3 separate regions of the Homo sapiens genome follow, and regions 1 and 3 are each linked to region 2. Evidence: chromatin loops called from intact Hi-C (ENCODE). Cell type or tissue: GM12878. All regions are shown on one strand. Region 1 has its middle 11 kb from the start of WWC3. Region 2 overlaps SHROOM2 (shroom family member 2). Region 3 overlaps GPR143 (G protein-coupled receptor 143).

What was found. Peaks named below come from ENCODE experiments on the same cell type or tissue, not always from the same donor. Only the 100,000 strongest peaks of a DNase experiment are listed, where the experiment ranks them.
Region 1: a loop joins it to region 2, with 6 times the contacts of the local background. A loop is called at or near these places in 1 of 110 quality-filtered maps.
Region 3: a loop joins it to region 2, with 2.1 times the contacts of the local background. A loop is called at or near these places in 1 of 110 quality-filtered maps.

What each region holds. Positions count from the first base shown.
Region 1 is chrX:10,002,809-10,005,308 of GRCh38, forward strand. No RefSeq gene overlaps it. Among named protein-coding and RNA genes, the nearest start is that of WWC3, 11 kb to the right of the region's middle. In GM12878, no CTCF peak of the experiment used is centred here; a DNase peak (open chromatin) is centred at 963.
Region 2 is chrX:9,940,886-9,943,385 of GRCh38, forward strand. The region is part of intron 8 of SHROOM2 (shroom family member 2); the gene reads left to right. Among named protein-coding and RNA genes, the nearest start is that of CLDN34, 25 kb to the right of the region's middle. RefSeq lists enhancers at 1-261, 1,299-1,458, 1,599-1,678. In GM12878, no CTCF peak of the experiment used is centred here; a DNase peak (open chromatin) is centred at 1,416; H3K27ac peaks cover 592 bases.
Region 3 is chrX:9,743,575-9,746,074 of GRCh38, forward strand. GPR143 (G protein-coupled receptor 143) reads right to left here. Exons shown (of 9, transcript NM_000273.3): 5 at 2,470-2,500; 6 at 1-99. Among named protein-coding and RNA genes, the nearest start is that of GPR143, 21 kb to the right of the region's middle. In GM12878, no CTCF peak of the experiment used is centred here; no DNase peak of the experiment used is centred here.

The DNA.
Region 1 (2,500 bases), 62 kb after region 2:
GGCTTACACCTGTAATCCAAAAACTGTGGGAGGCCGAAGTGGGAGGACTGCTTGAGCCCAGGAGTTCAAAACCAGCTTGGATGACAAAGTGAGATCCTGTCTCTACAAAAAATTAGCCAGGCATGATGGCACGTGCCTGTGATCCCAGCTACATGGGAGGCTGAGGTGAGATGACAGCTTCATCCCAGGAGGTTGAGGCTGCAGTGAGCCATGTTTGTGCCACTGCACTCCAGCCTAGGTGACAGAACAAGACCCCATCTCAAAAATAGAATAAAATAAAAATAAATAAATGCTACTGTGCACTCTGTTGAGCATAAAACTCAAGCAACACATCACTGAAACAGTGATTACTGTTACCTGAACTTTTGTCTAGATTGATGCTTCTTTTTATTAGCCCCACCCATTTCTCCCCTTCTTCATCAATGCTTCTTCAACTTAATGTGCATGGGAATCACCTGAGGAGCTTGTTAAAGAGCAGGTTCTGATTCTGAGGAGCTTGTTAAAGAGCAGATTCTGATTTTGTAGGTCCAGGGTGTGGCCTGAGAATACTCCCCGCATTTTTTTTTTTTTTTTTTTTTTGAGACTGAGTCTCGCTTTGCCGCCAGGCTGGAGTGCAGTGACACGATCTTGGCTCACTGCAACCTCTGCATCCCAGGTTCAAGCGATTCTCCTGCCTCAGCCTCCTAAGTAGCTGGGACTACAGGTGCGTGCCACCATGCCCAGCTAATTTTTGTATTTTTAGTAGAGACAGGGTTTCACCATGTTGGCCAGGATGGTCTCGATCTCTTGACCTCGTGATCCGCCTGCCTCGGCCTCCCAAAGTGCTGGGATTACAGATGTGAGCCACTGCGCCCGGCCGAGAATCCCCATTTTTAATGAGGATGCTGATGGTGCTGCTCTGTGGACCACAGAGAATGGTTGACTCATTTTGTTGTTGGCCACAATCAGACCACAGTGGAATTCACCCGGTCAGAGCTCGGTAACTTCCAAAGCACATATGGCTGCAAACAGCATTATTAGGACCTTCTATCAACACTTCTAGCTAAAGTGACAGAGTTAAACTGATCCTTTATAAGGAGCATAAATCAGTTGGTTAGTGATGAAATAGCTTATTGAGATGACAACCAAATCACACACAAATACACAGACACACACACACAAATCTATAAATGGGAGAGAATGTAAAACAAGGGCAGAAAGTTAGATTGAGATTGTGCAAAAACGAAAACACAAGCCCCTTAGCAGGAAGGCAACTTGCATCATATCAGATCTTATCAGCTTCAAGCAGACTCTGGAGAGGTGAGTAAGCTTTCTGAGTTAGGGTGGAATTTATCTGGTAAATAATATGGTATTTCAATATGGTTTGCCATTATTGACATAGGATTGCAAAGATAAGTTTGTAATTTTTTTACACGAGCACATTCATCTGGACATTGTATGACCTTTCGGAAGTGTTGATCATAGCCTTCAAGAGTGTTGTGTGTGCACAAAAAGGGATTTATTCAGGTTTACAAATTTCACAGTCAATTTATTTGAGTTACGAGTTCTAATGCCTAGTTTTCCTTTAACCTTCTAAGTTCAGTCTAGAAATCTTATTATTCTCTTTTCTTTTTAAATTCTATTTTAAGTCCAGCAAATAATAGCAACCACTTTTAAGAGGCCTTTGGAAAATACTTGACCCTATTTACAAATTTAAACACCTTCATGCATTTTAAAATATATTTAAAACTTGTAACAGACTACACTCAATTCCCTTCTTAATTGCTTCAGTTGTCTCAATAAACAAATACATTCCCAAGTTTACAAATAACTCTTTTAAATTTAATGAATTAAATTGACATGGTGAAACTTAAGTTCTCTTAGAATGTTCCAACACTGTATATAATTTAGTTTTCATGAGCCTCCAGTCAGTGACAAGAAAAAAAATAGTTTTCAACTAAGATCACAAGATTACTCAATTATACATTTTACAGTGATTTCCAAAGCTTAGAAATTCTTTTAAACTTTATGAATACATGGAACATCAAATACGCACAGATTCTTTCTGCATTCCGAATATGAATCCTACAGTTTTGATTCTCTTAAGAGTTGCTGTACTTTCCCTAAATCCTCCTGGAGCTGAAAGATTCACCCTCTTACAGCTGACCGTTACCATCCTAGTGACTGAGCCGGTATACACACCCAAGATTTGGGCTGCACCCTGACTAAATTCTTGTCAATGACCCTAATGGGGTACTTGAACCCTACTCATAATTGCTATGTCCCTGATGACATAATTTACGGGAGTTGCTCTCGAGGCTCCTAACCCTTAGTTTTAAGTCACACACGTTATTGATTCTTCTACATACACCTGGACATTTGTAGGCTGACAGCATAGATCACTTGAGATTTTGTATTTATCTGGTTCTTAAGATGTGTATTTTTCCCTCCAGCTCTAAAGACCTTTGCGCTTAAAGGAATCCTAAGATAGATAGATAAATGTCCTTTCTATTTGCTAATG
Region 2 (2,500 bases):
CTGAGAGCCAAATCAGGGAACCCTCTGTTTTAGGAGAAGACTAAGGACAGAGTTGAGAGAGTGGAAGCCCCAGGCAGGGAGGCAGCAGGGGGCTCTGGTGGCTGGTAGAGAAGCATCACGCAGAGATGACAAGATATGGTTTTATACTTGGGGCAGCTCAGAAGGACTCTGCCCAGAAAAGAGGGCACCATGTTGAGTTGAACCAGATAGCTGATTGGTTTAAGTTTAGAATCTTTGAGAATTATGGCTTTTCCCTGGAACCAGGAGGTGAGTGCAGGGCCCAGACAGAATAGACCTTGTTTCCCCTATAGAAGGGAACAAAAGGTGGAGGAAGGGAATGAATGGCCCAGGGCTCATTCTTAGTGGAGGGATGAGAGTGGCTGTGTGCCTGGTCTCTACTGTTGCAGGCTCTTACCTGAGCCTCCTGGAAAGCCACGCACTGCAAGAAATAGCAGATGGGCCTGCCAGACAGTATGGACCACAGTGGTGAGCCCTTCAGCACCCTGGGTGGTGTGGACAGCCACTGATCTGTTCACTGTCCCAGGCCAGGTCTTGTCTCAGAAATCTTTGAAAGCCAACGGCTGTTCTTTATACAATGGCCCTTTAACAAAGGGGAAATGGTTTCAATAAAAATTTGCATATGACATGTAAAAGAACCAATAAAGAAATCTGGACTCCTTTCAGAGAGCCCAGTTTCAAATTAGCTCAGCTGAGGTAGGTTTTGAGGGCACATGTTCATGCACCAGTATAAAATCTACATTTCCGTAATTGCTGAAGAATAATGGCACTGAAAATTTCCTGAGCGGCCGGGCGCGGTGGCTCACGCTTGTAATCCCAGCACTTTCGGAGGCCGAGGTGGGCGGATCACGAGGTCAGCAGATCGAGGCCATCCTGGCTAACATGGTGAAACCCCGTCTCTACTAAAAATACAAAAAATTAGCCAGGCGTGGTGGCGGGCGCCTGTAGTCCCAGCTACTCGGGAGGCTGAGGCAGGAGAATGGCGTGAACCTGGGAGGCGGAGCTTGCAGTGAGCTGAGATAGCGCCACTGCACTCCAGCCTGGGTGGCAGAGCAGAGACTCCGTCTCAAAAAAAAAAAAAAAAAAAAAAAAATTCCTGAGCAGCCCTGGCGGGCGTCCTTCCTTATCCACAGTTCCCTGCATTGCTTGCAGTCTTCCTTCAGGCTAGCATTGGTATCAGGAATTTGGGAAGTTCTTCATGCCTGTTTCCTGTTTTGTGCTTTTCCCTCAAGTGATGACTATCTAAAATTTGGCCACATTCTCAGCTGTGAGATTCTCAACTTAAACAGTCTCTCCAGATAGGTAGTGAGTAGGAAAAGGCACAAACCACTTTTCCTCTGCTCTCACGCCACAGCAACCAACACAGAAGACTTCGGTGACCACATGTGTGAGGGGGGTTTCCCACACACCCAGCGAGCAGTCACTTCTGCAGCAGACACCAGCTGGGTGGCCTCTGATTCAGTTCAGATGTGACACTGTCAAATTGGAGGTAGCGTCTCATCCCACGGGTTGAGGGCTCAGTCCCCAAGACTGCACCCCCCACACACACCAGTCGCAAGTCTGAGTCTCAGGGACTTCTGACCAACCACCTTCAAGTTGGGGTTCCCATGACCCCCTCTTTAGTTTCCATTACTTTGCTAGAGTGGCTCACAGAACTCAGGGAAACATTTACATCTATGATAAAGAATGTTACAAAGGATACACATGAAGAGATGTGTAGGGCGAGGCATGGGGAAAGGGGTGCGGAAGAGCTTCCATGCCCTCCCTGGGTGCTCCACCCTCCAGGAACCTTCTTGTCTTCACCTGTCAGGAAGTCTCCAGCCCCGTCTTCTTGGGCCTTTTATGGAGCCTTCATTGGATAGGCCTGATAGAAATCTGTGTAGAAATGTGATTGGACAAAAAGACTACAATCCAGTCCTAACAGACCGAGGAGAAAGCCACAAGGTCTGCCTGTTGAGATTCTTGTTGGCCTCTCTGTGTAGCGTTCCTTCCCCCTAGGTGTGCCGCAGGACCCTTCAGGAATATGGGGATCTTAAGACCTGCATTCATTCAAGGCGGTGGAGGATTTCTTTATGGAAAGGTTGGGGAAGATTAGATCTTGCTTTGGGCAGGTAAAAGTTTAAGACCAGCCTGGGCAACATGGAGAGACCCCGTCTCTACAAAAATAAAAAAATTATCTGGGTGTGGTGGTGCATGCCTATGGTCCTAGCTGCTTAGGAGGCTGAGGTGGGAGGATTGGTTGAGCCCAGGAGGTCACTGCTGCAGTGAGTGGTGATCATGCCACTGCACTCCAGCCTGGGCAACAGAGTGAGACCCTGTCTCAAAAAATAAAATAAAATAAAATAAAATAAATGCATCCATGTGAGGGAAAGACCTCACGCAATCAGGAAATAGGCTGCCTCGTATCTGGCACATGTTTCTCCTGCTGTGGGGTTGACTTTTCCTGCCTAATGCTCATCCGGCTGGTCATTTTACCCATAGA
Region 3 (2,500 bases), 200 kb before region 2:
AAACCAGCATGATTTTGAAAAATCGGATCTTGATCACGGCTCCCATCCTCCTCTCGTTCTCCGTGTAAATGCCTTGTCTTCCTTTAAGTAAAGAGGCCACTGTGAAGAACAGAAGGAACTATGTATGGTGTTCATTATTCATGTTTACGGAGTGACAGAGAAGGCAATGGAAGCAGGTGTGAGCCCACAAGCAAGGCCAGAGGGGCAGGAAGCAAAGCAAGTCACTGACATTCATTCCTCACAACTTCCAGGTTGGAGTCCTCATAGACCCTAAGGAATATACATATTTTTAAACTTCTGCTTTGAAATAATTTTAGATTTACATAAAAGTTGCAAAGATAAAAGATAGCACAGAGAGTCCCTGTATATCCCTACCCTTTACCCAGATTCCCCTCAATGTAAGCATCTTATGCAACCATGGGGATGTTCTTCACAACTATGAAATTAACACAGGTACATTACTATGTTAACTCCCAATTTTGGCTGGGTGCAGTGGCTCACACCTGTAATCTCAGCACTTGGGAGGCCAAGGTGGGTGGATCATTTGAGGTCAGGAGTTCGAGACCAGCCTGGCCAACATGGTGAAACTCTGTCTTTACTAAAAATACAAAAATTATCCAGGCATGGTGGTGCACGTCTGTAATCCCAGCTATCCGGGAGGCTGGTGCACGAGAATCCCTTGGACTCAGGAGGCAGAGATTGCAGTGAGGCAAGATCACTGCACTCCAGCCTGGGTGACAGAGCAAGACTCCGTCTCAAAATAACTAAATAAATAAATTCCCAATTTTATTTGAATGCTCCTAGTTCAGAAACTATATTTTTAAAAGCTCATTTTCTCTGTTATAAAAATAGAGGTGCAGTGGCTCACAACTGTAATCTTAGCACTTTGGGAGGCTGAGGCAGGTGGATCACCTGAGGTCAGGAGTTCGAGGCCAGCCTGGCCAACATGGTGAAACCCCATCTCTACTAAAAATGCAAAAATTAGCTGGCTGTGGTGGCAGATGCCTATAATCCCAGCTACTCGGGAGGCTGAGGCAGGAGAATCGCTTGAACCTGGGAGGCGGAGGTTTCAGTGAGCCGAGATCACGTCAATTCACTCCAGCCTGGGCAAAAGAGCGAAACCCCATCTCAAAAAAATAAAAATAGTGCACGCTTGTTAAAATATTGAAAAAAATTTAATTTCTTCTTATAGACAAGTTAGAAAATATTTAAAAGTTTAGAGAAGTATGAATGACCCATGGTCCGTCCACCCAGAGGTAACCACTGTTAACATCTTAGTGTATTTCTTTTCAGTCTTTTTTCTATAAGTCATTTCCATCAGCTCAAATCACTATTTTTGATGAGATTTTGTCTTAAAATGCTATATTTAACACACTATATTTAAATGTAGATATGCGCCAGGCGTGGTGGCTCACGCCTGTAATCCCGGCACTTTGGGAGGCCAAGGTGGGTGGATCACCCGAGGTCAGGAGTTTAAGACCAGCCTGGCCAACATAGTGAAACCCCGTCTCTACTAAAAATACAAAAAAAAGTAGCCGGGCGTGGTGGCGCTTGCCTGTAGTCCCAGCTACTCAGGAGGCTGAGGCAGGAGAATCACTTGAACATGGGCAGCAGAGGTTGCAGTGAGCCGAGATCACGCCACTGCACTCCAGCCTGGGGTGACAGAGCGAGACTCCGTCTCAATGAAAACAAAAAGTGTAGATATGAAGAGAATGGTCCGAAGAATCACAATAATTTCCTATTACCAATGATAGAGTACTCTCAACAATGTTTTTAAAAAGTTCAACAATCAACAGGTGATCTTCAAAGGACCTCTCAGTTAAGGCAAATTTCCTTATTCCCATTCTCCCCTTGAGAGATCTCTGGCAGCCTGAGGAGGTGGGAGGCTCACTCCAGGACACACTTCCTTGAGGGGAAAGTAGGGGCTGGACTGCAGGTCTCCAGCCCCAGCCTAGAAGTCTTTCCCAGACATGTTGCCAACGACTTCATTACTCTTATCCTTTTCTAACCATTGACCTTGACTCATTTCCTGTGCTCCACTTCCTGTTTCCTGCCCATCTGAGAAAAAACATCAGCCAAGTGCATTATGGGGCTGGAGCCGCCTCAGTACAGACTCAGTCCCTTCCCCCTCCCTTCTCTTCTCCTTCTGTTCCTCTCACACCTCCACAGTCGTCCAAGGGCACTCCTGCAGCCGACCCAGGAGAAGCCCAGTACAGAAGTGAAAAGTCAACTAGTCCTGGCACTGAGCTAACAAACGATGGTACAGAACTTGTGCGGGCAGAGGCCTGCACATTTTCATTTATTGAACCTGCTTACTTTCTGCAGCTGTGTTCTGCTGATGTCTCTGGAGGATGACAAATGAGGTCAACTGTCCTGGAGAATTCCAGGACAACATGTGTCACTGTCTGAGCCCGAGGCATGGGGCCGCTCCCAGTGGCCGTGTACCCAGAGAGCTTCCCTAGTATTTACCTGCAGTCACTGTCTTTTGGAACAGGATGGG